Linked DNA regions of Homo sapiens: regions 2 and 3 are each linked to region 1. The links are chromatin loops, found by intact Hi-C in ENCODE. Cell type or tissue: B cell. All regions are shown on one strand. Links, peaks and the distances in the headings refer to the core of each region. The heading gives the core; the rest is flanking DNA. Region 1 overlaps TNIP2 (TNFAIP3 interacting protein 2). Region 2 has its middle 28 kb from the start of HTT. Region 3 overlaps FAM193A (family with sequence similarity 193 member A).

Region 1 (7,917 bases), core at 1,988-6,987:
TGGAGGGGTCCTGGGGCCCTCATGCTGCCGAGGGGAGGATGAGTGGGGCAGCCCTTTGCAGGGCTGGCCTGCCCCCACGGGTTGAGCGTAGAGCCTGCGTCCTGATCTGTCTCTGTATGGCCCAGTCTTATTCCCATTTACTGGGCATCTGTGTGGGGCTGGGCTCAGTGTTGAGTACTAGGGTGTGGAGGCAAGAGAGAGCCACGCCCTCAGGATCTACGAGCTGTGGACATGCTGCCCTCCTGTTTGTGGAGCTGTTTGTTTCTCCTACTGTCAGCATTTGACCAACGCAGGAAGGAGGCTCCGAAATCAGATTTTACCTGGGCACGGTGACCCCTGCTGAGGCAGGAGGAGGATTGCTTGAGGCCAGGAGTTCAAGACCAGCCTAGGCAACATAGCCACACCCTGTCTTTATCAAAAAAAAAAAAAACCAGAAGTCAGGTTTTGCTCAAAGTCCTTTATCCCTGAAGAGGGTCTCACTGTCACCCAGGCTAGAGTGCAGTGGCACCGTCACAGCACACTGCAGCCTTGACCTCGAGCCCATGGTCCCAGCTATTTGGGAGGTTGAGACGGGAGGAACACTTGGACCCAGGAGTTCAAGGCTTCGGTGAGCTGTGATTATACCACTGTATTGCAGCCTCGGTGTCAGGGCGAGACCCTGTCTCTAAAATAATAAAATAATAATAATAATAATAATAATAATAATAATAATCAGGGTTCTCGCAGTAATAGGGCTTAGTATTTTGTTCCATTGTGATGAGAACATTCTAGGTTCCCGGTCTCTGTCCCTTCTTACCTCAAGTACTAGACACAGAGGCTGGACCCTTCTCCCGCCACTTCTGGGGGAAGCTTGGGCTCCTCCGTGACTTTTCTGAAACTGTTTCTTCACTTGTGGGATGGACTAGTTGAGCCTGCTTCACCTCCTTCATGTAATGTACTGTTTATTTTGGAGGATTCTTTGAAAACGGAAAAGTACAAATTTAAGGCCAGATATTAAAAAATTGTCAGGTCAGATGTGGTGGCTCGTGCCTATAATCCCAGCACTTTGGGAGGCTGAGGCAGGCGGATCACTCAAGTCCAGGACCAGACTGGGCAAAGTGGTGAAACCTTGTCTCTGCAAAAAATACAGAAATTAGCCAGGTACGGTGGCATGCACTTGTAATCCAACTACTTAGGGTGCTGAGGCAAGAGGATCACTTGAGTCTGGGAGGTGGAGGCTACAGTGAACCATGGTGGCACCACTGTACTCCAGCCTGGGTGACAGGGCGAGACCCTATCTCAAAATAAAATTGTCATTTTAAGAACCTTTTTAAATTCTTTAAGAAGTAATTGGGGTTGGGTGTGTTAATTTCCTAGAGCTGCTGTAACAAAGTAACACAAACTGGGGGGCTTCAAGCAACAGAAATTTAATCTTTCACAGTTCTAGAGGCCAGAAGCCAGAAACCAAGGCATCGGCTCTCTCTCAAGGTTCTAGGGAAGGACCCTTCCTCGCCTCTTCAGCTTCCTGTGGGGGCCACCAATCCTTGGTGTTCCTTGGCCTTTATCCACAAGACAAGACGTCACTCCTATCTTTGTTGTCACGTGGTCGTCTTCTCTCTGTGTGTCTGTCCAGACTTCTGTCTGCTTACAAGGACACCAGTCCCGTCCTAATCCATTTTGTCCCCACCTTAACTAATTACATCTGCAAAGACCCTATCTCTAAGTAAGGTTTCATTCCCAGATACCGGGGAATGGGAGGTTTGGTTGTGGACATCTTTTTGGGGTTACCCACCACAGTGGAGTTTCTACCTATCCCATCAAAAAAGTGCTTGGAATTGCCACTTTGATAATTTGATGATAACTGGGTGTGGTGGCTTGAGCCTGTAGTCCCAGCTATTCAGGAGGCTGAGGTGGGAGGATTTGCTTGAGCCTAGGAGTTTAAGACCAGCTTGGGCTATATATAGCGAAACCCTCATCTCAAAAAAACATTTTGATGATATGAAATCTAAAATTATGAACTTGCTTGTGAAAATAGAATTTGGCAGGGCGTGGTGGCTCACACCTGTCATCCCAGCACTTTGGGAAGCCAAGGCGGGTGGATCTCTTGAGCCCAGGAGTTCAAGACCAGCCTGAGCATCACAGCAAAACCCTGTCTCTACAAAATACAAAAAAGTTAACCAGGCACGGTGGCACGTGCCTGTAGTCCCAGCTACTCAGGTTAGGATGGAGAATCGCTTGGGCCTGGGGAGGTCGAGGCTGCAGTGAGCCATGATTGTGCCACTGCACTCTAGCCTGGGTGACAGTGAGACCCTGCCTCAAAAAAAAAAAAAAAAAAATTGCTGGGCGCAGTGGCTCACGCCTATAATCCCAGTACTTTGGGAGGCCAAGGCTGGCGGATCATCTAAGGTCAGGAATTCGAGATTAGCCTGGCCAACATGGTGAAACCCCGTCTCTACTAAAAATATAAAAATTGGGCCAGGCGTGGTGGCTCACGCCTGTAATCCCAGCACTTTGGGAGGCTGAGGTGGGCGGATGCCGAGGTAGGCGGATCATGAGGTCAGGAGATCGAGACCATCCTGGCTAACATGGTGAAACCCCATCTCTACTAAAAATACAAAAAATTAGCTGGGCGTGGTGGCGTGTGCCTGTAGTCCCAGCTACTCGGAAGGCTGAGGCAGGAGAATGGTGTGAACCTCTGAGGCGGAGCTTGCAGTGAGCTGAGATCGCTCCACTGCACTCGAGCCTGAGCGACAGAGCGAGACTCCGTCTCAAAAAAAAAAAAAATTCTTTTAGCTGGGCTTGGTGGTGGGCTCTATAATCCCAGCTACTGAGGAGGCTGAGGTGGGAGAATCGCTTGAACCTGGGAGGTGGAGGTTGCAGCGAGCCAAGATTGTGCCATTGCACTCCAGCCTGGGCAACAGAGTGAAACTCTGTCTCAAAAAAAAAAAAAATTTGAGATGAAGTTTCAGAACAGAACATTGTAGGCTGAAAAACTCCAGAGTTAATAGTTCAAATGCCCAACTTCTGAGTGAGTAATTGTTAGTTCAAACGCCCAACTTCTGAGTGAGTATGTTTGTGTCTGGTGATGGGGCATCCACGCCAGGTCTTCTTTTGCTTTCTGAACATTTGCTCTTGACACTGCTTCTTTTAATTCAGTAAACTGTGCTTTTAAATCTTCCACTTAGGAAATTGAGAGGCTGACTGAGCGACTAGAAGAAAAAGAGAGGGAGATGCAGCAGCTGCTGAGCCAGCCCCAACACGAGCGAGAGAAGGAAGTCGTCCTGCTACGGAGGAGCATGGCAGAAGGGGAGCGCGCCCGGGCCGCCAGTGACGTCCTGTGCCGCTCCTTGGCCAACGAGACCCATCAGCTGCGGAGGACGCTGACCGCCACCGCCCACATGTGTCAGCATCTGGCCAAGTGTCTGGATGAACGACAGCATGCACAAAGGAATGTGGGGGAGAGAAGTCCTGACCAGGTAGGCCACAGTGTAAGCAGAGTGTGGGGAAGACCTCTGTGTGCTGGGAGCATCGCCTACAGGCCCCTGATCACAGAGGTGGGGGGGCGCCCCAGAACCCACTTCTGTTCTCAGTAACGAGAGTCAGCTGACGGGGCAAAGCTCACTCATCCAAGGGTTTCTTTTAAAATGATGGAACATGCAAAATGTAATAGGAAAGCAGGCAGCCACCTCACTGCCCAGCACCAGGCCTGTGGCCGACCCCGCTCCCAGGTGGGAGATGGCACTTGGCTTTCATCTGCCTCAGCTGAGGATGAGGAGGAGGAGCTGAGCCTGGCAGAGCTGCCTGGAGGAAGTGTAGTCACATCCTCCATCCGAGGAAACTGAAGCAGAGCCAGGTGGTACTGCTGGGGATGGGGAGTGCCTCCAGTTCCACACCCCAAACTCCTGGAAGGACCGTGAGTGCCCGCCTTCTTCAGGCTCAGTGTGTCTGAGTGCATGCAGGCACAGCTGGAACCGCCATCTCCAAAGCTGGCTTTAGGCATGTCCTTGCCAGCAGCACGGCCTCCCGCAAGCTTGGAGACCTGGCTCAGGGCCACAGCCTCCTCATCATCAAAGCAAGGGCCGGGGGCAGCGGCACCAAGTGACAGTGAGGGCCAAAGAAGGGTTCGCTGGACCTCCAGGATAGGCTGGATCTGGGCTGTAGCTCTCTGTGGGGTCTAGTGGGAGAGAGAAGGACCGTGGGAGTTTCAGCATCAGGAGAAACCAGGGGGCTCCTAGGCAGAAAAGTAGGGGAGCAGTGGCCCAAGGCATCTGTGTGCCAGGCACCTTCCATCTTGCTGGTGCTTGTGGTGGTCTGTGTGTGGCAGGCAGGGGAATGGAGGCACTCCGTGCACATCTCACCTAGGCTGAGACCCCATCTCACTCGCACTGCCGGGCACAGGGCCTCTCGCTCGGGTCCTTTCTAGGCAGTTCTCTGAGGCAGCACCAAGGTTCATGCAGAAACACACGCGCTGGGATGTTCTGTGGCAGACAGTACATCCCGCACCCATCAGCAGCTTCACCGAGGCGCCCACTGGGGAGAAGGTTGGTCTGAGAACTGCCCACCTCAGCTGGGTGGATTCCAGGCGGGGAACCTCAGAGAGGACACAGCTGCATTCAGAAACCAGAGGAAAAGTGCCGTCTGGGCGGAGGCAGGGTGTTCTGGTCTGATTTTGAGTCACTGTGTCATTTCCCTCTGGGGATTTGAAAGGAGCCACACACAGTGTTGAGCCTGAGGCGGGGGTGGGGCCAGTGGCAGGGTAGGCCCTCATCACAGTCTCTAAATAAGTGTCACTTCTCAGCCCTGAACTCAGCTGAGTCACCCGGGGCTTCCCGGTGTAGGCTGTGTTAGGACGTGCACTTCCTTTGTCATTTGAGGGGAATTCTCAAAAATTATGTCACTGAGATACAGTCAGAATTGTAGGGTACACACGAGTTTCAGGAGACTTTTCATTCAGCTCTGTAGTTGTTAGTGGGGGTTGGTTTGGGTTGTGGCTTCGGTGACTCCTGACCCTGCGTGGGGCAGAGGTTAGATTCCTGTGTCCAGAATCACCTGGTTGAACCCGATTGTCTGCAGACAGGACAGTGTCATGGGCTCCAAAGGAGGTAAGCAGGGTGCATGGCCAGGCCCACCCTGGGCAGCTGGGGGCCCCCTCACTGGAGATCCTCTGGTTTACAATGGGATTCAGCTTCCTGCCTTCCCTGCTGTCTGTGATAATGGCAAATCTCTGGCAATGAGAAGACTTTATCATGTCTGGTGTGCCAATCCCTGCAGACATTATGGCTTTAGAATATTTACATTCCAAATATTTAAAAGACAAACAGCTCAAACTGGTAGGTGGGACGGGATAAGGACAGTGTGAAAGGTGGTGTGGCCTGAAGACCTCCCATCCGGGCTCTGGCCTGGGCCAGGTGGGGTGGGCCTGGGCAGGGAGAAGGTGGTCCCTTGTCCCTGCTTTGCTTCTCTACCAAATGAATGATCACTACCCGCTGCACTGGGGGACGCAGTGATAATCTGTGGCCTCAGCCTCTGGGTCTAGCTTTCTCCCCTCTTGCTGTATGTGACAGAGTGTCTTCTCTCTGTCCCTTCCTCATGCAGTCGGAACACACAGATGGGCACACCTCTGTCCAGAGTGTTATTGAGAAGTTGCAGGAAGAAAATCGACTGTTAAAACAGAAGGTGACTCACGTGAGTGTCTTTCACATTTCGTTTGAGAAGAACACATGGCTTACAAACTGTAAGTGAGGGTTCTTTCCTTGGCTGATGCCCAGAGTCGCCCCCCGCCCTCTGGCCACTAGGACTTGATACACACAGTCCCTAGAGACTGGACTTTTTTGCTTAAAACGACGTACGGGACATGTCCTGTCCATCTCCATCCCCCTAAAATTAATCCACAAGTCAGTAAAGGAGATGCAAGAGTTAGCAGCAGGAGGTCCATTTTCTAAGACAGCAAAGCTGCACCGAGTCCACCTCCGTTCATGCTGCTTGCGTACGGGTGTCATCGTGCTGCCTCAGGATTCTCTAGCGGGCCTAGTGTCTGCTCTCTACAGAACAGGGAGGGGCAGCTTCCATTTAAGAGGAAACTCTCACTCAGCGAATCACTGCTAATACATAATTCACACTGGGTGCTGGCTTGAGCAGCTTTGTCAGCTGCCTTCACCGTGAGCTTTCCGGCTCCACCTCTTCAGGTTGAAGACCTCAATGCCAAGTGGCAGCGCTACAACGCCAGCAGGGACGAATACGTGAGGGGGCTCCATGCGCAGCTCAGGGGGCTGCAGATCCCCCACGAGCCCGAGCTGATGAGGAAGGAGATCTCCCGGCTCAACAGACAGTTGGAAGAGAAAATAAATGACTGTGCCGAAGTGAAGCAGGAGCTGGCGGCCTCCAGGACGGCCCGGGATGCTGCGTTGGAGCGGGTGCAGATGCTGGAACAGCAGGTGTCTGTCCCTCGGGCTCCGGACGGCACTGACCAGATGTCTGCTGGCCGGTGGTGGCCGAAATCATGGGACAGGCTGGGCTGAAGGCTTGGTGGCACTGAGTGGGCAGTGGTCACTGTGGGGGTGGGAGAAGCCTGGTGGGGCGCTTCCTCCTTCCTTGAGCAGAAATGTGTGTCTCGCCTCTCTTCAGATTCTCGCTTACAAGGATGACTTCATGTCAGAAAGGGCCGATCGGGAACGGGCTCAAAGTAGGATTCAAGAACTGGAGGAAAAGGTCGCCTCTTTGCTGCACCAGGTGTCCTGGAGACAGGTAGAGTATGAGGGCGTTTTTCTTCCTGCTTAGGTTTAGTGTTTTTGTTTCTCTTCTCATGAGATTAGAGCCTTTCTGTGTCTGCCAAGGCCCTGATTTGCTGGTGATGAGGGTTGTGGCGAGCCCCTCCCTGCTGTGGGGAGAGCCACCTGGCCTGGTACCTGGGCGTGGTCATGGAAAGCCTCCCTGTTATACTGTTTAGTTATGGAGGAGGCTGGCATGGCGGCCTGTCTTAGCAGAGGTGGCTGTCCTCAGGGCCCGTCCGTCACTGTCATGCAGTCAGAGAGCATATCTCGGGCCTCAAAGTGTGAGCTCCCTACGTGTCCTGACCTGTCTGTGAGACGGGAACCCCGCTTACCTTGTCATGTAGATGTGATGGCCCTGGGTGTCCAGTAACATCCCCAGCTCAGCCTGGCACGTGGAGCTGGGCCTTGCAGGGCAGGGGCCCCTCACCCCACCCCTGGGCTCAGTGCTTTTCCTACCATGGGGTGCCTTGAGGGAGGCCTGGCATGAATGGGAACCGATGAAGTTCCTCAGTGTGTGACCCATGGCCTCTTCCTTCTCCTCACTGACTTGTGCTCTGCAAAAATCCAGGAGAAGTTTATGTAGCTCCTCATCAAGTACCTAACACACTTTTGGCCCTGGGAATAGCCTGGGCCCCACTCAAAGAGCTTCCTCTCCTGGCACAGACTGAACAGTAGTGATGCCTCTTGAGAATCGATGCGTCCCGGGCTGGAGCTAGGACGTCAGCCGTGTTTCAGGGTGTGAACAGGGACCCTGGGGCTGTGAGGCCACCCCCCACTGCCCTGTTCCGAGCAGCCACTGGGCCTCAGTGGTTTCTGCTTCTCCTCCGCATGAAGGGCACGGGAGAGTCATGGTGGACTATGGGACTAACCCTGGGACTAAGTCTGCAGCAGAGGGCTGGACAGGTTTTTCTGGCCTTCATGAATTCAAGGAAGCATGTGATTTGGATTGAAGGAGCACTATTGGTACAATCGTGAGGATGGTCTCAGGCCGCCTCTTGAAGATTTTGGACCAGATGAACTGGTTCCAGACTTGCAGGCCCAGATTCTTACCCCCGGGGGTAAAGTTCCTGGTGGGGCCTGCAGACCTTGTACTAAGTGGCCTCTGGTTCCCTTTCAACAGTAGCCTGTGGCCCCTCGAGGGTTGCTCAGTCCCTAGATGGCACAGCCA
Region 2 (7,874 bases), core at 876-5,875, 300 kb before region 1:
TTTGAACTGGGTAAGAATTCCTGGAACTTTAATGAAAAGACTGACTGGCTTATAGAACTGCTAACCCAAGTAGAACAAAAATTAATTGAATACCAAGAAAAGAGTTTGCCAGATTTTCATCTTAAATCAGCTGACACTGAAATAGTTCAGATATACAATTTGAATGAAATCCATGGTCTAAGTCAAATTACCTGTGATAACCCATCAGTTATCCGTGCAATGCACCTAATTTGGAGAAGCAACTGGGATTCAAGAGGACTGAAGTCTAATGTTAATTAAGTATGGACTCACGGAGAACCAGGACGGCCACCTTGTCCTTCCTGAGTCCTTAAAGCTTTTGTTATTAAAAGTTCTGCATTTCGTGACTCATCATGGAAAAGATAAAGTAATCCAAATTAAATACATTGGTGTGTGGGAGGCAGAGGTTGGAGTGAGCCGAGATTGCACCGCTGCACTCCAGCCTGGGTGACAGAGATTCCATCTCAAAAAAAAAAAAGTGTATATGTGTGTGTGTGTGTGTGTGTGTGTGTGTGTGTGTGTGTGTGATAACTTACAAATTGCTAAAATAGTTTATAACCCTGGGCTATTTACATATTTTATAAAGGGATTTTATTCAATCGTCATTTTCAATGCATGTTTTCCGGGTTGTATAAAAGCTCTCGCATGTTAAGAGGGCTGATGTTTTAACAGTAGGTTATTATGCTACAGTATATTTTTCTATGGTTCACTGAGGTCAAACCCTTTGCATTCTAGAACCCGAAGACTGGATCTTCTGAGAACATCAGAGAAAGACTGTCCTTGCCATCCGCACTGCAACAAAACTTAGGGATCTTGAAACTTGGGTTCATAATCTCACAACTGAGAAGGGTCCATCCACACTCCTGGAACTGTACACCCATTGGAACCTTTAAGGTAAAGCCAAGGAAGTCTCTCCCCAGAAGATGGCATCCTTGATGTGAACGGCTTTTGCTAAGATCGTGGATCAAGACTTCTACTGTCATGAGACTCTCTTTTTTTTTTCTTTTTTGGAGATGGAGTCTTGCTCTGTCACCCAGGCTGGAGTGCGGTGGTGCAGTCTCAGCTCACTGCAACCTCTGCCTCCTGGGTTCAAGCGATTCTCATACCTCAGCCTTCCGAGTAGCTGGTATTACAGGTGCCTGCCACCACACCAAGCTAATTTTTGTATTTTTAGTAGAGATGGGTTTTTGCCAAGTTGGCCAGGCTGGTTTTGAACTTCTAACCTCAGGTGATCCGCCCACCTCGGCCTCCCAAAGTGCTGGGATTACAGGCATGCACCACCACGCCTGGCCATGAGACTCTTATCTTTGAGTATCTGTTCCTTGCTTATGCCTCTATGAATAATAGAAATGAAAAGACGATCTGTTGTGTGCACTTATGGGGTATACTTTCATTTGTGAAGGATTTTGCAGCCAGCCTTATACACGGATAACTTTATACTTTGATAGATAAAAGATGAAGGTCCAGTGTAGGTGAGAAACTTTAATGAGACATATGTTGCCTGTAATCAGTCAGAAACAGAATATCGGTTCACTCCTCTTAACCCACACTATGGGTTAAAGAGGGCATTGCCAGGAGGGCTTTACTCTTCCAGAAGGGCATCACTTTTCCATGGTTTAGAGTAAAAGAGGCCATAACCAGAAATGTATCCCTCATGATAGGCTGTATAGCAGACTCTACTGTAAAGGCTATAGTTACACAACAGACTTTCAATTCCCTTGTGAAAGGTATGCTAAATAATAGAATTGACTAAACAGAAAAGTAGTACCTGTGCAGCTGCTGGCACCTGTGGCCTAGGGAGAAATACATCAGGTATTATAGAGATTCAGTTGTGGGAGATTAATGAAAAGGCCACTTAGTTGAGTGAGTAGCCTCTTATCTAGCTCATTGTCTGATCTATTTGATTTGGGGTGGTTTGGTGTATAGGGACCCTGGGTAAGGAGCATACTGCAAACTCTTGGTATTATCCTCCCAGTAATCATAATAATAGTCTCCCTGGTGCGCTGCATTCTCTCAAAGGTTTTAAATGTCTGCATGCAGCCATCTCTAGAACAACAAATGGTCTCTCTTCAACTGGAATGGCAGAAGCTGAAAGAAATGTGTGACCATGAGGACACCGTAACCTATGAATGACGTGCTGAGACCAGAAACCCAAAACGATGGTAACTGAGAGTGGTGCTAAGGCCCTAAGTTTTGGTCACACTCTCGCCTGTAGGGTCCAGCCCTACTGGGCCTGTGGGTTTTTCTCCTCACCTGCGGAGATGAGAGATCACAGAAATAAGGACACAAGACAAAGAGATAGAAGAAAAGACAGCTGGGCCCAGGGGACCACTACCACCTAGACACGGAGACTGGTAGTGGCCCCGAATGCCTGGCTGCCCTGTTACTTATTGGATACAAGACAAGGGGGCAGGGTAAGGAGTGTGAGTCATCTCCAATGATAGGTCAGGTCACGCAAGTCACGTGTCCACCGGACAGGGTGCCCTTCCCTGTTTGGTAGCCGAGGCGGAGAGAGAGAGGAGACAGCCTACGTCATTATTTCTTCTATGCATTTCAAAGACTTTAGCACTTTCACTAATTCTGCTACTGCTATCTAGAAGATGGAGCCAGGTGTACAGAGCGGAACATGAAAGTGAAACAGGAGCGTGACCGCTGAAGCACAGCATCACAGGGAGATGGTCAGGCCTCCGGATGGCTGTGGGCGGGCCTGACTGATGTCAGGCCTTCCACAAGAGATGGTGGAGCAGAGTCTTCTCTAACCCCTCCGCCCCTCTCCCCTGGCCAAAGGGAGACTCCCTTCCCTGGTCGGCTAAGTAACAGGTGCCTTCCCAGGCACTGTCATTACCACTAGACCAGGGAGCCCTCTAGTGGCCCTGTCTGAGCGTGACAGAGGGCTCACACTCGTCTTCTGGTCACTTCTCACCCTGTCCCTTCAGCTCCTATCTCTGTATGGCCTGGTTTTTCCTAGGTTATAATTGTAGAACAAAGATTATTATAATATTGGAATAGAGTAATGCCACAAACTAATGATTGATAATAGTCATATCTAATCATATCTATAATCTATTTCTAGTATAACTATTCTTTTTGTTTTGTTTTGTTTTGTTTTTGTTTTTGTTTTTTGAGACAGAGTCTCGCTCTGTCACCCAGGCTGGAGGGCAGTGGCGCAATCTCGGCTCACTGCAAGCTCCGCCTCCCGGGTTCATGCCATTCTCCTGCCTCAGCCTCCCGAGTAGCTGGGACTACAGGTGCACGCCACCACGCCCGGCTAATTTTTTGTATTTTTAGTAGAGACGGGGTTTCACCGTGTTAGCCAGGATGGTCTCGATCTCCTGACCTCATGATCTGCCCACCTCGGCCTCCCAAAGTGCTGGGATTATAGGCGTAAGCCACTGCGCCCGGCCTAGTATAACTATTCTTATTCTATATATATATTTTTTATTATACTGGAACAGCTTGTGCCCTCGGGGTCTTGCCTTGGCAGCTGGGTGGCTTGCCGCCCACACTCACCTAAGTGAGAACCTGGACAGAAAGGGGAATTTATTAAAATAAAATTATGGGAGGCCATTGTTTTGGACTGAGCTCATGCACTATGTCCCAACAGACTAAGCCAAACAAAAATGGAGTCACTCATGCTAAATGTGACATAATCAAACTAAGACTTTAAGGAAACACATAGATCCTAACAGATTCCCCTATAAACAGGACGTTCCAGCATAAGGAGGTACCCTCAGTCCTTGTTCCTACCTTTGCAAAACTCACTGTTCTACTGTTTCTCAGAGGGTTTCAGGACCAAATAAGTACATTTACGATGGTGATAGTGACATCAATGACTAAAGTTTTGGTCAATCTCTCAAAATTGAGAAAATGACCAAAAGGGTGGAATTGTTAAAGCAAACTAAATATGGCCTGAGAAGGACTCCATACTTCTCTATTTGAGTCCTTGTGGACGAACTGCAACCTAACTTAATTGGTAGACAAGACTGAAACCCTGACATCCTCACTTGGGAGTCTGCACCTGTGGCAGTACCTGAGTCTTGGCCAATCCCAGCAGCCGTACTTCACTCGTACACTGCTGAGAGTTCAAACTGTGTCCAAATAAGGCAAATGCCGAGCTGCAACCAACCCAGCTGTTTCTGTACTCACCTCCAATTTCTATATGTCACTTCCCTTTTTTGTCTATAGATTTGTTCTGACCACGAGGTATCCCTGGAGTCCCTCTGAATCTGCTGTGATTCTGGGGGCTGCCCAATTCGTGAATCGTTCATTGCTCAATTAAACTCATTTAAATTTAATTTGGCTGAAGTTTTTCATTTAACAGAGGTATATAATATGTATTCTTTAAAATGTTCAAACACTGTTTTGAGTGCATATTGTGCTTTTTTGTTAAAAAAAAAATTATGATGTGATGTTTACTGCTCCCTTGAGGTACATAAGAAAATCCTAAAACCCCTGCCAACTGAGCGGACCGCTTCTTGGTCGAGGAGACCTCAGAGAAACCTTAAAAACTGAGTTCCTGGCCGTGACAGGACAGGTCAGACTCGCCTCAGTGTGCCCCTTCCTTAATACCCTTTCACTGGAATGCCTTCCTAAAGAATAAACAGAAACCAGCTCTAGAAAAAAAGAACAGACATCTCACTCTTCTATTGCCTTTAGCCAATCATCTGAGGCCACGGCCAGGCAATGCTTCCCTTCCTGGTAAGAGACCACAGAGCCTGCAGTGGCCGTGGCCGTCTCCAGAGGCGGTGCAGTGAGGGTTCTCGTGTCCTCTGCTTCACCTTTTGACGTCAGAGGGAGGAAAACCACATCCTCCGATCACGCTAACCCCAACATTTTTTGAACACGTGACCCATGAAGAGGCATGAAGCTAACTGCACACTGGGTGTTGCTCCCCTCACAGATATTCATAACTCCTCCTACAGCGTATTCCATATGTATATTCAGCCACCCTGAGGATCTAGGGGAAAAGCGCAGTGTCCTTTTCCTGTTCTCTCACTCAAGAATCAACACAGAATACTTCTCCCCACCCACAAGCAAGCAATCAGTTCTGCAGCGGACACCAGCTGGGTGTCCTCTCATTCAAGTCTGACGGCATCTACCTGTAGACAGCGCCTGACCACACAGATCGAGGACTCAGTTCCCACAAGACTGAACCCCGTTTCCAATGCCAACTGCAAGCCCCTGGTTATTTGGCCTGTGATTCTGACTGACCTGCTAAACATTGGGGGTTCCCACAGCCCCCTCCTTGGGTTCAATTAATTTGCTAGATCAGCATACAGAACTCAGAGAAACACATTTCCTGGTTTATTACAAGGCATATTTTACAGGATACAGATGAACAGCCAGATGAGAAGATGCATAGGGAGCGTTCTGGAAGGGTCCCAAGCACAGGAGCTTCTGTCCCCGTAGAAGGGAGGTGCGCTGCCCTCTAGAAACCTCCACGTTACCCGGAAGCTCTCTGAACCCTGTCCTCTTGGGTTTTTATGGAGGCTTCATCACATAGGCATGATTTAATCATTAGCCATTGGCGATCAGCTCAACCATCAGCCCCTCTCCCTTCCCAGAGGGCAAGAGTAGGGCTGAGTCCCAACCTTCTAACCCTACCTTCTTCTTTCTGGTGACCAGCCCCACCTCCTATCTTGAAGCTGTCTAGGAGCCACCAGCCACCTCATTAACATACAAAAAAGACATTCATCACTTTGAAGATTCCAAGGATTTGGGGAAATATATGCCAGGAGACTGAACGAAAACCAAATATAACTTCACAATATCATGGATGACTGAAATATGTAATAAAAGATTAAGCAGGCCAGGCACAGTGGCTCACACCTGTAATCCTTTGGGAGGCTGAGATGGGCAGATTACTTAAGGCCAGGGGTTCGAGACCAGCCTGGTCAACATGGTGAAACCCCATCTGTACTAAAAAAAAAAAATTAGCCGGTGTGGTGGTGGTGCCTGTAATCCCAGCTATCCGGGAAGCTGAGGCATGAGAATCACTTGAATGCAGGTTGCAGTGAGCCGAGATCACGCCACCGCACTCCAGCCTGGGCAACAGAGCGAGACTCTCAAAAAAAACATTAAAAATTTAAGCAGCCAAATGACATGGAAAGAAATAAATCACTATATTAATTATATAAATAGCAAACAAAATGTTGATACGGATTGCCTATGCACAGCAGCTAATATTAAAGACGAGATTTTGTGTTTTTTCTTTTTTTAAATATATTTTTGTATGGAACGCTTCACAAATTTGTGTGTCGTCCTTGTGCAGGGGCAATGCTAATCTTCTCTGTATCATTCCAGTTTTAGTGTATATGCTGCCACAGCGAGCACTGTTCTTCTTAATTTCAAAGTTCTCTTCAATACATACATGCTTGCTTATAAACAGAAAGAGAAAAATGAGATGTTCAACATGTTAATTGAACAAGTTACCAAATGGTCTGTGTACAAATCCTGGCCTAGGTTTATTTCTCTCAGTCAAAGCTTTCACTTGGGCATGGGGAAATTTAACTCAGACTAGCTTAAGCAAAAAAAGAAACAAAGAAACAAAAAGGACTTTATTAGTTCCATAGCCACCAGCCCAGGGTATGAACGATGCCCTCGGGCCCTGGGCCCTGCAACCCTGGTCGGTTCCCAGGTCTAGTTTCCTCCTCAGCAGGCAAGATGGAGGGAGTGCTACTGGACAGGGGTCCCGATCCAGACCCCAAAAGAGGGTACTTGGATCTCGCTCAGGAAACAATTCGAGGCTAATCCATAAAGGGAAAGCAAGTTTCTTAGGAAAGTAAAGGAATAAAGAATGGCTACTCCGTAGGCAGAGCAGCCTAGAGGGCTGCTGGCTGCCCATTTTTATGGTTATTTCTTGATTATATGCTAAACAAGGGGTGGATTATTCATGAGATTTCTGGGAAAGGGGTGGGCGATTCCCAGAACTGAGAGTTCCTCCTCTTTTTAGAACATACAGGGTAGCTTTCAGACGTTGCCATGGCATCTGAAAACTGTCATGGCGCTGATGGGAGTGTCTTTTGGCATGTTAATGCATTATAATTAGCATGTAATGAGCTGTGAGGATGACCAGAGGTCACTCTCATCGCCATCTTGGTTTTGGTGGGTTTCCCAGCTTCTTTATTTACTTCTTTATTTTATTATTTTTTTTGAGACGATGTCTTGCTCTGTTGCCCAGGTCTCGGCTCACTGCAGCCTCTGACTCCTGGGTTCAAGAGATTCTCCTGCCTCAGCCTCCCGAGTAGCTGGGACCACAGGCATCCATCACTGCACCTGGCTAATTTTTGTATTAGAGACGGGGTTCACTATTTTGGCCAGGGTGGTCTCTAACTCCTGGCCTCAAGTGATCCACCTGCCTCGGCCTCCCAAAGTGCTGGGATTACAGGCATGAGCCACCGCGCCTAGCTCCGGCTTCTTTAAAACAGTCTGTTTTATCAGCAAGCTCTTTGGGACCTGTATTTTGTGCCAGCCTCCTATCTCATCCTGTAACTAAGAATGCCTAACCTCCTGGGAATGCGGCCCAGCAGGTCTCAGGCTCATTTTACCCAGCCCCCATTCAAGATGGAGTTGCTCTTGTTCAAATGCCTCTGACAGGCAGGTGTCCCTAAACTTCAACACCTGCGCGAGGCAGGCCTTTACAGAGGCCCTGTGGCTGGCAAGGAAGTCAGGTCCTCAGCCCAGCCAGGTCCCCAGCCCCCAGCAGAGTCGTCTACACTGTGATTCCGCTGTGGACTTTGTCTACACTGATGGAAGAACTCCTGGAAAGAGTCAGAGTGGAAATGGGGGTGGGGGTGGAATAATGGTGATTTTTCTTTCCTGCATGTTTTCCTGTATTTTCTGCAATGAGCAGGTAT
Region 3 (7,917 bases), core at 1,891-6,890, 50 kb after region 1:
CCGAGTAGCTAGGATTACAGGTGCACCACCAAGCCCAGCTAATTTTTTTTTGTTATTTTTAGTAGAGACAGGGTTTCAGCATGTTGGCCAAGCTGGTCTCGAACTCTTAACCTCTGGTGATCTGCCCACCCTGGCCTCACAAAGTGCTGGGATTACAGGTGTGAGCCACCATGCCTGGCCCCTCTACGCTCTTTTCTACAGGAGGGAGGCCACATGGCGAGAGCATGCCAAACCCAGTGTTTTCCTATACTAGCACATCACACATGGAAAACCAGGCATCGCTCAGAAATACCTTCCCGCTATTCTGTATTTACCAATTGAATTGTTGACTCTGTCTCCTTTCTTCTTCTTATTTTTCTTGTTCTTGCCCTTTGGCTGAGGGGACTCTGCCAGCACCAGCTTGCTGTTCTGCTGATGCTCACCGGGAGAGGTGGGCTCCATAGGGGTTGGGTTTGACTTTTCGTCCTTGATGTGGTTCAGCTGCTTTTTGTTATTGTTATTACTGTTGACTTTTCTCTCCTCTCTTTTCTGCTCTGTGATGGACATGAGGTCGACCACCTTAGCCTTTGACTCAGTCTGGGCCCGGGGCTTGGACTGCCCCTCTGTGGCCTTGGGGGGCTCTGTGGGCCTCCTCGCTGGCTCGCTGCTGGCCTTGCTGGTCTGCCTCAGCTTCTGCTTGCCATTTCCTTCTTTATGGTGCTGCATGATGTCGAAGAAAAAAGAGAGTGGCTCATGCTGCTTCCCATTCACCTCCTTGGGGAGGAGAAATTTGGAGTCTCTGGTGTCGACGGGGTCTGCAGCATCCCCATCAGCCCCTAGCCCTGGCCTGGGCTCTGAGTGGTTCATATGCCTGGATGGGGAGTGAGAAGAGGTTTCTGGTTCTTCAGTTTGCTCTAGTGAGCCATTGTGGATGTTTCCAGAGTTAGGAACAGACTCTGTTGCTGCCTGGAAATTTCTAGTGAGCATGTCCAACTTGGGGCAGTCTTTACTTGGCCTCTCCTTCTTCTTCTTTTTTACAGCTCTTAGCTTCTGAAGCTCCTGAAGCCGCTGAAATTCCTCCTTGAAACGATCCTCCTCTTCTTCCTCATCCTCCTCCTCCTCCCGCCGCCTCTGCTCCTCCTGGAGGTGCAGGTGCTCCCGGGCCCTGGCCTCTGCTTCTAGGCGAGCTTTCTCCTCCAGCTGCCAATGCAAAAAGAAGGCAATTTAAGACTACAGTGAGTGCTAAAAATTAAGTCATACAGAAAAACTAAGATAATTTCAAAAACGAATCACATATGGAACATAAACTCTGAAGAGGCTGTAATAAATCAAAACTTAACACACACCCACCTCCAATTCTCTTACTCTGCAGGATTGTTAAACTTCATCTATTTACTAAAGTATATGCTTACTTATTTGTGTGTGTGTGTGTGGGGGGGGGGGTGGTAGTTAACAAAAAATTCCCGATAGCCTTTGACCTGGTACTAAACACAGTAACCAAGGACAAAGCAGCTGCAAAGCACACATCCAGGGAGTCAGCTACCCCCTCACAGGTGCGGCAGGGCATCATGCCGCCTGGCCGAGTGGATGATGTAACCAATACCACAGACTGCCCGGGCAGTACTGAGGCTGTACACGTGCCGCCAGAACTCTGAGCAAACCCACCTTTCCAGGCGAAGGCTAATGCATTCACTTGAACAGGGAATGTAAGAAATGTGTACCAGGCTGGTGCAGTGGCTCACACCTGTGATCCTAGGAGTTCAAGAGCAGCCTGGGCAACATGGCAAAACCCCGTCTCTACAAAAAGTATCAAAATTAGCTGGATGTGAGGGCGCACGACTGTGGTCCCAGCTATTTGGGAAGCTGAGGTTTGAGAATCGCTTGAAGCCAGGAGGTTGAGGCTGCAATGAGCTGTGATGGCACCACAAAAAGCAATGTGTAGTAAAGAACTAGAAATTCCTTCTTCCCACCCTAGCAGATAAACAGAAGTGCCATATATTTTCACTAGTGTGACAGATGTGACAGAGCAAATGACTCACTGTCCAACTTGATGGAAAATTAATTTTCATCCCAAGTAAAGACAGCATTTGAGTAGTGATGCACACAAACTCCAGGGGCACAAATGGAAACTGTTCTTTGTGTTCAGAAAGCAGATGAGAGTCATCAGTGTTAGGAGCACGGCTCCACCCACCACCAACCTTTAGAAATGCTGGGGCTTATGAGAAACTCTGCCAAAAGCATTTCTCCTAGAGAAATAGAAAAGTACTCCCCAAGTGTAAATTATTTTTCACAATATTTTAAACAGGCAAATTGACTTGTCTTTTGAAAAACTTAAAAATTATGATAAAAATTTAACAATGGTATGTTATTAAAAATTTCATTTGACAATTCAAGTAAAAATTATTTAACATCCTTCTCCATGTGTATGTCAGGAGCAGCACCCAGCAGCCACCTCGTGGATGGGTCCTGCAGTCCAGTGTCTAGAGTGAGCTGTGGGCCTGCACGGGAGCAGAGGAGAGACCAACTCCATCAGGACACTCGCTGGCACACACTGGCCAGTTGGCATCCTCTCAGAGCTGATCTAAATCCAGCACACGTGCCTTGTCAATATATGGACAAATAACAAGCATGTAAAGGCAGGTGCCCTGGTCTCCAGCAGAACGGCTGCCCCAGCACAGGCCCCCGGTTTGGACCTGCTACGGGACAGAGTCCATAGGTCAACTATTGCTGTCCCTTCAACAACCAGCCAGCCAGTGAGCCTCAACACACATCTGTGAGCTGCTCTGTAAAATGGGTGCAGCGTAGAAAGCACCAGGAGGTGGTCCCTCGAGGTGGGACTGGGTGCTGGGCAGGGCCTATGACATCAGCCTCTAAGGTTCAGCTGGGCCTCAAGTCTGGATTCAGACCACCTGCAAGGTCAGAGGGCAAGAGCCTGGGGTGGAGAGTACCCTGAAAACTCAGGAAGGCGTCCCAGAGGCCTCCAGTGAATCCCAATGGGACGTCTCAGGGCCTTGGACCATCGTGGGTACCCCGATGCTGGACGCTCCTGAATGGAGGACACACTGTGTTCTCTGCACTCCAGCAGTCTCTAGTCTTCTGGGGCACGGGACAAGGCTTCTCCCCCAAAGCCTCCCAATCAGGCCCAATAGTCAGTCTAAATCTACTGTAGGACTGCGAGGTATGAGCAGAGCTCTTGAGGGTAGAACAATCACAACAGCTAAGATACAAGTAACAACACAGGACATCGGGCCCACCCTCTGGTCCACTGTGGGATCGTCCTCTTCCTCACCTTTTTGCCTGACCATGCTGCAGACAGAAACCTGGCCTCTTCCCAAGACCACTGTCCTACTGTCAGAACCCCAGGAACCTACAAGTTCCCTCTGCATGCAGCCCACATCTGCTCACTGAGGTCTGGTTCTTGGAGCCTGACACTTTTAGGGAGCTGAAACCAGAAGGCTCTTTGGAACTGCTCCAGCATAGGGGCATTTAGACAATCCTCCAAGAGAAAAAAGTTGTCTTTTTTTTTGAGACAGTCTCACTCTGTCACCCAGGCTGGAGGGCAGTGGCATAATCTCGGCTCACTGCAACCTCCACCTCTGAGGTTCAAGTGATCCTCCCACCTGAGCCTCCTGAGTAGCTGGGACTACAGGCGTACACCACCATGACTGGCTAACGTTTTTTGTATTTGACATTTGCTTTTTGTGACACACCATGCCCTCTGGTAAGGAGGGAACTGCTCATGTCTTCCCATGAAGACTTATTTTCCTCCCCTCTAATCAATGCCATGTGCTGGTCTTCATCTGGAACAGCAGTGGGACAAGAGCAGCATGGGGGACATGCTCAGACCTGAGTCCAGAAGACTTCCCTGTGCCAAGTGCCCCGCCCCAGTCTCATATCAAAGACACTTCTGAACCCACAGGCCCCAAAAGCCCACCTGGGCCTTTCTTCTATCATCTCTACAGTTGACGGCTCCTTTCTTCGAAAAGAAGGTTCTCCAGCAGATAAAGCTGGAGTGTCTGCTGCTGCCCTCATGATGGCCAGCACAAGAACAAACCCATTCTACAAAAGGGGAAGTAATTTCCCGAAAACACAAAGTTAAGTTTTTTACCAGTCTCCAGTTCAGGCCACCAGAGACAGGCTGGCTCTCAGAACAAAGTTGTGGGCAAGTGAACACACGTCAGAGCCCCGACCTCCTGTGGCTCAGCCCTGCCTAGAGACTGGCGTGGCACGGCACCTTCAAATGCCCTCAGACCTGGCGCCTCCAGGTGCTGAGAACTGTCACTTGCCTTCCTTTGCTTATGCCTTGCTCGCTTCGCTGCACGCGTGCTGCTCACTGGTTTGGTTTCGGAGCTATTTATAAACTGCAACAAATCCTCCACCCTCCGATGGTCAACGACGCTTTCCCTTTCTGAGATCTGGTCCATTTTTTTAGGTTGCTCCTCTTTCCTCTTGGTCAGCCGTAAGCGAAGCTTTTCCCTCATTTCTGCATAATTTCTACTTGTTGGTGCAGCTGGAGGCTGAGAAAAACAACAAAGTTATGCTTAAGTTTTAAAAATTTTGAATATAATAAATTTCAGACCACACCTCCAAAAATAAACTGTTTTATTACTCAAGTAGTATATATTTGTTGTGAAAAATAAGGAAATACAACAACCAGCAGAAAAAGAGAAAAACCTATCAGCAAGTCACCCAAAAGTGGCATTTTGATACCTACTCTCAAATTTTACATATTCATGAAAAACCTGATAAAGCATGTATAGCTATGCACATAAGTGGATTTTTTAAACTGAAAAGGAAACAATTACAAATCCTGATTAATGTATTTTATTTATTTATTTATTTATTTATTTTTGAGACAAGGTCTTGCTCTGTCACCCAGGTTGGAGTGCAGTGGTGCGATCATAGCTCACTGCAGCCTTGACCTCCTGAGCTCAAGCAGGGGTGTGCTGTCACACTCAGCTAATTTTCTTTATCTTTTGTAGAGACAGGGTCTCCTGTGTCGCCCAAGCTGGTCTTCAATTCCTGGGCTCAAGAGATCCTCCCTTAGCCTCCCAAAGTGCTGCTATTACAGGCATAAGCCACTATGCTTGGCCTCTACCTGTTATTTAACATGGTGTGAATATCTTTTCATGTCAATAAATGTGTCTGTAGTATCTTTCCATCCATTTGTGGGTTTCCTTTTTGGTGCCAAAAAAAGCCCTGAATCCTACTGCCAAATTTCTTGCTATAAAAACATGTGAACATTTTAGGAAATGCAAACAGAGCTAAAGCAGAAAAAGAACAACTATAAGCCCCTGCTATTCCTGTCACCCATCCCTCTTAAACAGTGGGTGATAATTGGTTGTATAAATTAAATCACAGCTCTGGAAAGATGGACAAGTATGTGTGTGTACCAACGCCCTCTGTATTCAAACAAGAGAAACCCAACTGCACACACACAACGCTGCTGTCGCTGGCTACAATGTTCCACCATATGGATACACCATGGTTAACAACCTCCTACCAATGGGTATTCAGTAGGAATACCTCACTGCTGATTTACCAGTTACCTTAAAAACCACAAAGTAAAAAATGAAGAAAAAAAATCATTATGGCTAAATCTTTGGGCATATATTTTTCTTTGTTTCTTTACAATGGATATACCCTAGAAGTGGAATATACCCCGAATTCAACCTAGTACAGAATTTCTGCAAAGGAGCCCGTGTGTTGCACACTTCCCACATCATGATGCGCTGACCTCATGCACTCACCCCGCCGTGCCCAAAGAATTCGCAGTAGCAGCAGTCGCAGTACTTGCCCTCCTTCTGGTTGGTGGAGGTCGAGGTGCTGGAGCTGTGCTCAGAGCAGCTGTCCTCATCTGCACTCTCGTCCCCATCATCCTGCTGTGGGTCGTAGACACCATTCTCGCAGCGGTGCCCTTCGCAGTCAGGGTCACTGCAAAACCGCATACAAGCTCATCAGCAAGTGGCCGGCCCGGGAGGCAATGACTCACATTGTTGCACATGACCACCCACTGTCCTGCCCATTTCACAGACAAGAGGCAGCGCAGAGGGTGCATAGTCCCAGGGTTACTAGGGAGTCATACACAAGCAGCAAGGGGCTCACGTGGGAGACATGGCGTGTGCGCATGCATGCAGGCGGTCCCTCAAAGTGCTCACAGAGCGCCACTGAACAGGAACACGTAGTCTCTCCAATGACTCCTTCTGAGACTGCCCCTGCCACCACAGCTTCCATACTAAGGGGCTTCGAAAAGGGGTATAGCTTCAAACAGGCGAGTTCAAAGGTAACAGAATTTGTCTTAAAAAGAAAGTCTGGCCAGGTGCAGTGGCTCACGTCTGTACTCCCAGCACTCTGGGAGGCCAAGGAAGGTGGATCTTGAGGTCAGGAGTTCGAGATCAGCCTGGCCAACATGGTGAAACCCCATCTCTACTAAAAATACAAAAATTAGCCAGGCATGGTGGCGTATGCCTGTAGTCTCACTACTTGGGAGGCTGAGGCAGAAGAATCGCTTGAACCCAGGAGGTGGAGGTTGCAGTGAGCTGAGATCGCACTACTGCACTTCAGCCTGGGCGACAGAGTGAGACTCTGTCTCAGAGAAAAAAAACAAAAAACAAAAAAACACACCTGTTGAGTGTTTGTTGTATTGTGTTTTTACTATATACACATTTCATTCATTTTCCTCTGATTCCACCCTAGGTATAACAAATACAACTTATACAATGAGTAAAAAACAATGCACACCCCCGATGCTGTCAGTGTTTAGGCGTAGTTGGCCCACCTATCCATGGCGGCCCACGGCCCCTGCTCTTCCCTCTGCAAAACTACAGGCTGAGATGGGAGCCCCCCTCTACCCATGGCCTCTGCTGGGGACATCCCTGCATTCCCTCGGCATTTCACTAGACTTTTCCACTGCATGGTCCCAGGGGAGTTTCTGTAGCTGTGTTAGTGAGGCATAACACCCATTTTCCAAAGTGCTCCCACGTCCCCAGTCAGGACTTGGCTCACCTGCAGACACTTGGAGGGGCGCTAATGGAGCCATCTGTGGCCGGGGGTAGGGGTGCAGGACAGAAACTCTTGCGTGTGTCCACAAACCCAGGAGTTGTGGTTGCTGTTTTGGGGAATGATGGGGCTGCAAGATTTGCAAGGTGAGGTGTGGAGGCAGGTGAGAGCGCAGCAGGTGACAGCGCAGCAGGCGAGAGCGCTGGGAGGGGGGCCAAGCCCGTGGGGCTATTCCTCGGGGCGGCTGGGGCCGAGTGTCTGTGGTCCTCCTTGCTGATGCCATGAAACACGTCACCTGCATTTAGAGAGGCGAGAGTCACTGCCAAGTTTGTTTCAAAAATGTTCAAACCTGTAGAAAATCTGAAAGAACACACAAAGAGTACCCATTCATCCTTCACCTTGCTTCATCTTCACGACCTAATATTCTGTCATATTTATAAACTTTATTTCTTACAGGCACACACACTTTTTAGCCGAACGTCTGCAAGTTACACTCACCTCTGAACACTTCGGTATGAACTCCTCAGAACATCGACAGTTTGGTTTTTTAAAAAAAATTTCTTGGCCGGGCGTGGTGGCTCATGCCTGTAATCCCAGCACTTTGGGAGGCCGAGGCTGGTGGATCATGAGGTCAGGAGATCGAGACCAGCCTGACTAACACAGTGAAACCGCATCTCTACTAGAAATACAAAAAATTAGCTGGGCGTGGTGGCACATACCTGTAGTCCCAGCTACGCGGGAGGCTGATGCAGGAGGATCACAGATCGCACCACTGCACTCCAGCAGCCTGGGTGACGGAGCAAGACTCCGTCTCAAAGAAAAAAAAAAAATCACCTTTTTCTAAGAGACAGTGTCTCACTATGTTGTCCAGGCTGGTCCTGAACCCCTGGGCTCAAGCAATCCTCTCACCAGGGCCACCTAAAGTGCTGGGACTACAGG

Evidence for each region. Peaks named below come from ENCODE experiments on the same cell type or tissue, not always from the same donor. Only the 100,000 strongest peaks of a DNase experiment are listed, where the experiment ranks them.
Region 2: a loop joins it to region 1, with 3 times the contacts of the local background. A loop is called at or near these places in 8 of 110 quality-filtered maps.
Region 3: it touches region 1 in a loop (11-fold over the local background); 4 of 110 quality-filtered maps call a loop at or near these places.

What each region holds. Positions count from the first base shown.
Region 1 is chr4:2,743,193-2,751,109 of GRCh38, reverse strand. It overlaps TNIP2 (TNFAIP3 interacting protein 2), which reads left to right. Exons shown (of 6, transcript NM_024309.4): 2 at 3,165-3,455; 3 at 5,575-5,664; 4 at 6,165-6,413; 5 at 6,604-6,723. Among named protein-coding and RNA genes, the nearest start is that of TNIP2, 9.2 kb to the left of the region's middle. RefSeq lists enhancers at 3,273-3,322, 4,733-5,172, 5,768-6,268. In B cell, for the core only: no CTCF peak of the experiment used is centred there; DNase peaks (open chromatin) are centred at 2,730, 4,009 and 4,719; H3K4me3 peaks cover 775 bases; H3K27ac peaks cover 3,564 bases.
Region 2 is chr4:3,042,578-3,050,451 of GRCh38, reverse strand. It overlaps the pseudogene RNU6-204P and HTT-AS. Among named protein-coding and RNA genes, the nearest start is that of HTT, 28 kb to the left of the region's middle. RefSeq lists an enhancer at 2,383-2,742. In B cell, for the core only: CTCF peaks have their summits at 2,738, 2,938 and 4,717; DNase peaks (open chromatin) are centred at 2,691, 4,091 and 4,801; H3K4me3 peaks cover 2,598 bases; H3K27ac peaks cover 4,495 bases.
Region 3 is chr4:2,692,942-2,700,858 of GRCh38, reverse strand. It overlaps FAM193A (family with sequence similarity 193 member A), which reads right to left. Exons shown (of 21, transcript NM_001366318.2): 16 at 6,985-7,273; 17 at 5,730-5,913; 18 at 4,266-4,496; 19 at 315-1,179. Among named protein-coding and RNA genes, the nearest start is that of TNIP2, 59 kb to the left of the region's middle. RefSeq lists enhancers at 3,755-4,104, 4,804-4,863. In B cell, for the core only: no CTCF peak of the experiment used is centred there; a DNase peak (open chromatin) is centred at 4,198; H3K4me3 peaks cover 1,810 bases; H3K27ac peaks cover 3,120 bases.